Regions from separate parts of the Homo sapiens genome. Here region 2 is linked to region 1. The links are chromatin contacts, found by Hi-C or POLR2A ChIA-PET in ENCODE. All regions are on one chromosome and are shown on one strand. Each heading gives the region's core, a stretch centred on a gene start or an enhancer-like site at or near the end of the contact. The rest is flanking DNA. Distances are from core to core; before and after follow the strand shown.

Region 1 (4,357 bases), core at 587-3,086:
ATCAGCAATATCCTTGAGAAAGTGAGAGGCAAAGTACAAAACATACCTGTCTTTCCTTCTAGGCTGGGAGCTGCTTAAACAAAGACCATGTTTTTATTAATCTTAAATCCCTAGTTCTTGGCACATAGTAGGTACTGACTGAGGTTTTGGATGAGCACATACACTTCACACTTAATCCATTTCCAGTACCTTGTTGGGTGATGTACCATGGGGCATAGAGAAGTCAGAAGACAGTGGCCCTGCCTTCAAACCATGAACTCATTAGCTGAGGTAACCTGAAGCAGATGAGACAGGAGATGATTGGGTGTAAGTGGGAGATGAATGAGCACAGGCTGGCTTTGCAGAGGAGATTTACTGCAAACGGATGGAGAAAATTCAGAGGAGAGAGTAGTGAAAGGAAAGGCAATTCACATGAAGAGACCAATTGGAGAGAAGGTGCAGATTATAATTTAGAAAATGCCTTGGCAGAGAGTTAAATTACCTAAATGTATTTGACTTGCATTCCTCTTTTCTACCCAACACACACAGTTAGCTTGTCTCGATAAGCCTAATATTTTGTGGTTTCTATGTTGTGCCTTTACTCTTGAAGTTCCTTAGATTGCATTATATGATTTTGGGAGGGGAAACGTACAATTTTATTGGTATTGGTTGTGTGACTAGAGAGGGTGGAGAAGTTGGTAACCGTATCTTTTCTCCTACATTCCCAGTATGCCTTAAGTCAAAGCTATCAGTCAGGGGAATATTTGTTTATATAAATAATGCACAATAGAACATGCAAAATAAAATATGTTTCCAGTAATGTCATATATTCCACTCATGATAAATTGGAGAATATGAAACTATATTTAGAATCCTTAGACCTTGTATGACTCATTTGTCCCATCAAATTTATTTTCTGAGCCTGTCTTGGGGGTCCTCATCTCCTTCCTTGCTTAGGGTACCTCTGGTGGTGACTGATGAACAGAAAAGGGTCTCATGAGGAGGTATTAGGAACCAGGTGAATCAGGAGGAGTTAGATCCTGGAAAATTCTCAGTTTGGGTAATCAGTTCTTGAATACTCTACGTATGACTCTATATAAATGAACCTATACCTCCAAAGATCTGAATTTCTGATTTTACCCATATACAATTCTGAAAATAACATCCATCATTCAAATCAAATATATGAAAATATACAGCCTGGGCAACATAGTGAGACCTCATTTCTACTAAGAAATTTTAAAAATTAGCTGGGTGTGGTGGTATATGCTTGTATTCCCAACTAATGGGAGGATCACTTGAGCCCAGGAGTTTGAACTTGCAGTGAGCTATGCTCACACCACTACACTCCAGCCTGGGTGACAGAGTAAGACCACATCTCAAAACAAACAAACAAACAAACATATATATATATATATATGTGTGTGTGTGTGTGTGTGTGTGTGTGTGTGTGTCTATGTGTGTGTGTGTGTATGTATATGTAATCAGCTCTTAAGAGAATGCAGGTTGGAAAAAAATGAAGGATTTAAATTAAAATTTGTAGTATTTACATGTCATATTTTCTTCCCATCTCCTGTCTCCAAATATATGTTAGGATATTTCTCTCTCCCTCTCTCCTTCCCTTCTAAAATGACATTTTCTCCTCATTAAATATGGAAAGTTTAATTCAAAATATAGAGAACATCTGTAAAGAAGAAAATTTAAGTTAAATTTAAAAATCACCCCAACTCAAATCACTGTTATCGTGTGTTTTGTTAACATTCCAATCTTTGCTATAGACTGTCCTTGGAGGCCTCACCTCTCAGACAGTGACAACCCTATGGGGTGAACTAGGGAAGGGTTTAGAGCTTCAGTGTTGTCATCTGTTTTCTCAGGGTTGTCTGTGATGGCAGTTCTCTTCAGGAAGTCATTCTGTGTTACGGCCTTCAGCTTTTCTACTATCAAGAACCTTGGCTGGTCTCCAAAACAAAGCTAGATTTTTTTTTTTTAGTATTAAATGATATTGTTAATACAGGTATGAGGTATGAAAATGTGAGGTTATTATGGAGAAAGCTGATGAAATAGGAGTTTATATATAAACAAGAGAAAGGTGGTTGCTGTGTTTTGGTAGTCTCTTCACTTTGCAAAGCAGTAGGTAGCCTTTTGTTGTGGTGTGGCTTGCAGCATTAAAGCATGTGCTATTCTGGAGACAGCTGCCATGTTGCATAGGCTGAGCATTGGAATTGAATTTTAAAGAAATCAATTAGTGTGAGTACATTAAAATAATCTATAATTTTTTTGTGTCAATAGTTTATCATGAGATTTGCATGGACAAAGAGTTGGTGTGTTTGTCATCTAGTTTGCTGTTTCTTGCTGCCACATAGAACTATTTTCTGAGTCTTGTGCAATTTAAATGCATATAATGCAAATGCTGAATCAACGCTAGTGCTGCCTGCATGTGAGAGACATGTCTTGCTTATGTTTTGTTTTAGGATTTTGGTTTACCTTTTATGGTACTTATTGGACAACAAATCCTCTGTCTTTCTGTCTATTTAACAGTGTGTGTGTGTATGTGTGTGTGTGTGTGTATGTGTGTGTGAGCTGGTGCCCGGTAACAAATACACTGATGGGGCTCCTTGCTCTCATTTCACTACAGGCGGAAAACAACTTCTGTAGAGTGGATTCTCCTCTCACTTATTATTTCTGTGCACAGTGTTAGCATAGATAAGAAACAGTTCCTACCTTCTGGAAATTTAGTTTTTACAACTTTATCTCTTATGGAAATGAATGAACTTGTTTCATGAGACTACTTTAGCTCCTGAAATCTCAGTTGAAAAAGAAAAATGAGAACTGTAAAGAAGCGGAGCTACTTGAAAAGGCCCCGCTGGACACGTCTGCAGGTTGGTTCGCACAGATGTCTCCCCTAGCTGCTGCCTCCTTTACTCTCTGATTGATTTCCCCTTAACCCTGAGTGTGAATGTCCACTTTTGTTTTTCGAGTAAAACTGAGGCTCTGGTTTCCAAATCTACCATCAAGATTAATTTATTTCTTTCTGTAGTTGTAGACTGTCAGCTTCCTGTTTTTAATCCCACCAGCTTCCGGTCAAAGATTTTTGCCATATTTTCTTCCTGTGTTTGAGTAGCTGAACCCCCTATGTATCATCAAAAGAGCATGGCCTGCAGTTTTATGGAAACAAAGCAAGAATTTTAAAAGAGAAATGTGATCCTAGATGAGGTCAGACAGAAGTCCAGCTTTCTGTGTCCAAGGTTTACCTAATTGAGTTGAATAATGGCTGTGCCTACTTCTGACAGCCTTGCTGTTTCTTTGCATAATATCTGCTTCATTGTCTTGATGTAGACAGAATATAATGCCATTAAAATGCCAGATGATGGTTTTGAACCAAGATGAACCATTCCAAATTGCCAGATTCTGTAATATCATTTTAATTATAATGTCTTCTCAAACATGGTTACCCCGAAGTATTAAAATAATGGTTCTTAATTACAGGTTCCTTTGGGTAAAATAGACAAAAATCATGCTGCACTTGTAGATCTTGTGCATTTACACGGAATTTGAAGAAATTAATGACATCTGACATGTATTAGGTAAACAGGCATACCTTGGAGGTACTATGGGTTTGGTTCCAGACCATTGCAATAAAGTGAGTCAAGAACTTTTTGGTTTCTCAGTGCATATAAAAGTTACGTTTACTAAAGTATGCAATAGCATTATGTCTAGAAGAATATATATACCTTAAAAATACTTTGTTGCTAAAAAATGCTAACAGTCACCTGAGCCTTCAGTGAATTGTAATGTTTTTGCTGGAGAAGGTTTTGCTTGTGTGGAAGCTGATGGCTGCTGTGACTATCAGGGTGGTGGTTGCTAAGAGTTGGGGTGGCTATGGCAATTTCTTTTTTTTTTTTGAGATGGAGTTTTGCTCTTGTTGCTCAGGCTAGAGTGCAATGGCACGATCTCGGCTCACTGCAACCTCTGCCTCCTGGGTTCAAGCCATTCTCTGGCCTCAGCCTCCGGAGTAGCTGGGATTACAGGCATGCACCACCACGCCCGAATAATTTTGTGTTTTTAGTAGAGATGGGGTTTCTCCATGTTGGTCAGGCTGCTCTCGAACTCCCGACCTCAGGTGATCCGCCTGCCTCAGCCTTCCAAAGTGCTGGGATTACAGGCATGAGCCACTGCGCCTGGACTTACAATTTCTTAAAATAAGACAACAGTGAGGTTTACCACATCAATTGACCCTTTCTTTCATGAGTGATTTCTCTGTGGCATGCAATGCTGTTTGATAGCATTTTACTCACAGTAGAACTTGTTTTAAAATTGGAGTCAATTGTCTTCAGCCCTCCCACTGCTTTATCAGGTAAGTTTACGAAATATTCTAAAT
Region 2 (4,357 bases), core at 618-3,117, 37 kb before region 1:
GAAAATTCTGGAACCAGCTGTTTCCTCTCAAGTTGCATTTCTTCCATAAAGAGTTTTTTTTTTTTTTTTTTAAAAACAAAACAAAAAACTTCATCTAGGTAACACAGTACCTAGACCAATCCAGGAGTCACTTAAATTGAATTGCTATGTAATTATTTCATGGGTGTAAACCAAACTGTTACCTTAGCAAAATAACTAGTTTTCTCTTATATTCCAATTTCACTTCCTCAGCAAAACCAATGGGCTCCATCATCAGTGTATATCTGGTCTGACCACCTCTCAGCACTCCTGCTAACCTCTGTGGCTTAACCATCACCATCTCTCACAAGCTATTGCCGTTGGCCCCTGCCTGAGCTCCCTGCTTCCACTCTCCTTCTCTCACCCAACATGGCAGTCAGAGATTGGCCTTCAGGGCAATTATCAGTCAGAACAGTGTGGACAACAGCCAATAAAGCCTCACAGACCTCCTGGCTCACCTCACCCCCACCTTATCACCCCTCTGACCTCCCCTGCGCTTACTCCCTTCAAGCCAAGGCTCTTCTTTATTTTTCAATTGCTGCAGGCATATTCTTGCCTCAGGGCCTTTGCGTTTGCTATTCCCTCTGTCTGGACCATGCTTATCCCAGATAGCCATATGGTTCTTTCTCTTACTGCCTTTAGATCTTTCTCAACCTCACTTCATAATTACGTCACACCAAGCTATTTAAAAATGCCACCCACCTAACCCACCACTCCTCTCCATAACCCCCAGGCATTAAGCACGCTCTATTCTCTTTTTGTACTACATTTTTCTCCATAGCACTTATCACCATAGATATGCCATATGTTTTACTTATTTATTCCTGTATAATCTCCTTTGAATGAAATATAAGCTGCTTGAAGGCAGAGCTTTATGTCTTTTTATCCTTGGTGCCTACCACAAGGTAGGCAGTCAGTAATTATTGGTTGAAAGAATTACTCAAATATTTAATGACAGTGTTTGTAAACAAAGAGTGCTAATCTAATTGAAATTCATTTTAGCAAGAGATAGAGAGTCAGGAAGACACATCCTCTGGTGTAACCCTGCCTCCCCTCCACTTCTAAGATTACTCTGGTTTTAGGCTCTGCTTTCTGCCTGGCTCAACAAGGGGCCTCCATTTCTCTCCTGCCTGCACTTGAGGAGCCACATAGAAGGGAGTTTGAACCAGGGCTTCAGGGAGTTGTCTGTGGACAGCTTCTGAGAGAGGGAAGTTGGGGCTTCCCATGTTGGCTGGTCCCTTTGCTGGCTGGCCAGTCCTTTGTCACCATGCCAGCATTCTCAATGGAGGCAAGAAGGGATCTTATGGGTTTTGCAGCAGGGCTGCTTTGGGTATATGTTTGTTTGAACGGGGTAGGGACAGTGGATGAAGGACCCACCTGGAGTTTGCTGCCTTGGGAGGGGAGGTGATGAGCTTTAAACATAATAGAGGCTGGGCGCGGTGGCTCATGCCTATAATCCCAGCACTTTGGGAGGATGAGGTGGGCGGATCACCTGAGGTCGGGAGTTTGAGACCAGCCTGGCCAACATGGTAAAACCCATCTCTACTAAAAATACAAAAATTAGCCAGGCATGGTGGCACACACCTGTAGTCCCAGCTACTGAGGAGGCTGATTCACAAGAATCGCTTGAACCCGGGAGGCAGAGGTTGCAGCGAGCCGAGATCTTACCACTGCACTCCAGCCTGGGTGACAGAGTGAGACTTCGTCTTAAAAAAAAAAAAAAAAATAGAGGTGCAGTGTTCCCTGCTTCACACTAGGAAGTGGTTAATGCCAAACTGGGGCACCCGGCCTGTTTCTGGCAAAGTGCAGGGGAAAGGAAAGCTTGGAAAGGGATCTGTAGCAGTAAAGACAGAGGAGTCACTTTTTGTTTGTTGGTTCCCACTGAGGCACGGCGGAGGAGGCACAGCTGTGCAGAGATCCTGGGTTGCTAATTTCTACATTAAAAGGTGTAGCAGCAGCAGTGTTTATGACTAAACCCGTCAACGTTTCACTTCCTCCTGTTGTGAAGACTGGGTTTGGCTTAAAAAGCTCTGCCTGAACTTTCAGTTTATCTTGAAACTTTGAGACATTTGTCAAAGTGCTGAATGGAGTTATTTTAGTAAATCAGTGATGTTTCTGTGTTCCCTGAGTGAAACACTAGCTGATCTCATTTACCTGAGCTTCGAGAAAGAAAATATTCTCTATTTTTAAAAATAGCTTTGCTCCCTTGAGCATGCCCTTTCTATATGCCCTGGCTTTAGAAGATGGGCTGCCTTATGTTTGAGATTTTTTATTCATTGCCACTAAAATAATATATGGTGATTTGTATACCTCATATAAGGTCTGCCTCATCAGTACCCTGACCCATCCTTTATTGATTATTTAGTTTTGTGGATTTAACCCTGTAGTCCTGTTGGCACAATCAAGGGCAAAATCAAGATCCAGAAAGACATCAGATACCTGAAATCCTTTATTAAAGTGGATTTTGCTTACCCTACATCCATTGTTAGAAATGACATTCCCAGATCGTAAGAGCTGCAGAATTCTGGAACTGAAACTCTGTCTTTCTGTAATGAATTTGTGAATGAGGAAGTTCTTTGAACACAGTAGGCAAAAGGCAGGGGTGTCAGCACTTGACACTTCTATGCCTTTCCTCTACTAGGCTATCTTTTTATTGTTCTATTTCTTTTCCTTTTGGCAGGTGAGTTGGGAATTAGCTAGTAGATCTGTTTTAAGTGGGTAAGCTGCAAACAACAGATTTTTAGGTACTTCCCTTATAGGATATGGCTATTAAACAGGAAGGATGTGTCAATTATGTGGTAGGCAGCAGGATAAAACAGGCAGGACAGAATTATTATCAGATTCACAGACCGTAGCAACTTTTTGCCTTCTAAAATCCTGAATTTTCAGAGGTGGAAATAGGGTGAGAAGGAGCAGTAAAACCTGTTGCATTCATTCACTCAACAGATATTTGAACACCTATTTTGTGCCAGGAATGTACTGGGCACTGAGAAATAGAGCTTTGAATAGGACAGATGTGGTCCCTGCTCCCAGGCACCTTGCAGTCTAATGGGGCTGGTAGATATTAAATATGTAATCCCACTGTTAATTAAAACTGTGATAAGTATTCATAAGAAAATGTGCAAATACGGTGGGAGTATATAATAGGGAGACCTGGTGTAGTCTGGACTTTCTTAGGGAAGTCCTTTACCTGAAGAATGAGTAGGCATGAGCCAGGTGAAGGTAAAGCAAGAGGGGGAAGGGATAGCTCCTAAAGCAGAGGTGGGGCAGGAGCCCTCCTCTTGGGAGAGCAACAGAAGGCCAGTGTGGCTGGGTTGAAGTGAGGCTGGAGGTGGAGGCAGGGGCCAGTGTAGTGGTGCAGAGCCACTGAAGAGCTTAAGCAGAGAAGGGACATAATAATGTTTGGGTTCTTAAAAGATCACGTTCAGATCCTATATGAGCAGGTGATTTGAGGGGGCAGGAGTGGATCTGTTAGAAGGCTATTGCAAGTGGTCCAGGAGCAAGAGGGTGGTGGCTTGGAATAGTATCATAGTAGTAGAGATGGAGAGAAGTGAATGGATGTAAGAGGTATTTAGGGAGGTAGACTGCATTGAACTTGGAGAATGACTAAGATAGGAAGAGAAGGGGACAATGCTTGGATTTCTGGCTTTGGAAACCATATGGATGACCATCCTTGTTCCTGAGCCAGACCTATTGTGGGAAGGGCAGATTTTGAAAGAAAGATCATGGTTTAGTTGTTGACATGCTGAATTTAAGGGTTGGAGTACATACAAGTGAAGTTAGATCAATAGATCTGATGATCGGAGGGGAGATCTGGGCTGTGCATAAAGTTGGGAGTCATCTGGGATGGACTGAAGTCATGAGAGAGAATGAATGGTAGCAGGGAATGGGGATTGGACATGTGACTAGGAATAACCACAGAGGCCAGTTGAAAATGTATGGAAACGAGAACATCAAGCATGAAGGGCCATGCCCAGTGCTAAGGAGAAATCTGGTTAGGAAGTGCATGGATTTAGCAGCCGTGAGGTTGGATTTAGCAATCAAGATTGGCACCTCAAGCAGGAGAAATTTAAGTGGAGTTGTGGGGACAGAAGCCAATTTTGAACACTAGATGAGTGAATTGGAGGCAGGAATATGAAGACACTGAGTATGGGTACCTTTTTTGAGAAGTTGGGCTCAAAGGGTAGAGACAGTTAGAGGGGACCTGCAAGAGGTGTGTAGGATCCAGGCATATAGCTCTAGGTCTAAACATCTCTATGTTTGGATATTTAGAGATGGAAGAGAAAGGATATTTAGTTGCTTAAGGTTCCTGCAAAGACAGGTGGGATGTAACCCAGAG

The links. Hi-C counts contacts between places; a loop is a spot of excess contacts on that map. ChIA-PET counts read pairs that join two places held with the same protein, here RNA polymerase II (POLR2A). Pooled maps may share reads with other maps.
Region 2: a loop to region 1 is called in a map of CD8-positive, alpha-beta T cell, with 8 times the contacts of the local background. The contact joins two enhancer-like sites. A Hi-C loop is called at or near these places in 4 of 168 maps with a recorded cell type or tissue (B cell, CD4-positive, alpha-beta memory T cell, CD8-positive, alpha-beta T cell and 1 more) and 10 of 50 pooled maps. POLR2A ChIA-PET finds 5 or more read pairs at or near these places in 9 of 52 experiments (CD4-positive, alpha-beta T cell, CD4-positive, alpha-beta memory T cell, CD8-positive, alpha-beta T cell and 6 more).

Annotation. Positions count from the first base shown.
Region 1 is chr6:25,439,940-25,444,296 of GRCh38, forward strand. The region is part of intron 5 of CARMIL1 (capping protein regulator and myosin 1 linker 1); the gene reads left to right. It also overlaps a transcript of LOC124901281 not described here. Among named protein-coding and RNA genes, the nearest start is that of CARMIL1, 160 kb to the left of the region's middle. Within about 2 kb of position 1,837, at least 2 of the 41 ENCODE cell types and tissues checked have a DNase peak (open chromatin) inside an H3K27ac peak, as active enhancers do; they include CD4-positive, alpha-beta T cell and CD8-positive, alpha-beta T cell, where a contact is called at or near this core.
Region 2 is chr6:25,403,029-25,407,385 of GRCh38, forward strand. All of the region lies in intron 2 of CARMIL1 (capping protein regulator and myosin 1 linker 1), which reads left to right. The region is part of intron 1 of LOC124901281 (a long non-coding RNA gene); the gene reads right to left. Among named protein-coding and RNA genes, the nearest start is that of CARMIL1, 130 kb to the left of the region's middle. RefSeq lists an enhancer at 1,720-1,929. Within about 2 kb of position 1,868, at least 10 of the 41 ENCODE cell types and tissues checked have a DNase peak (open chromatin) inside an H3K27ac peak, as active enhancers do; they include CD4-positive, alpha-beta T cell and CD8-positive, alpha-beta T cell, where a contact is called at or near this core.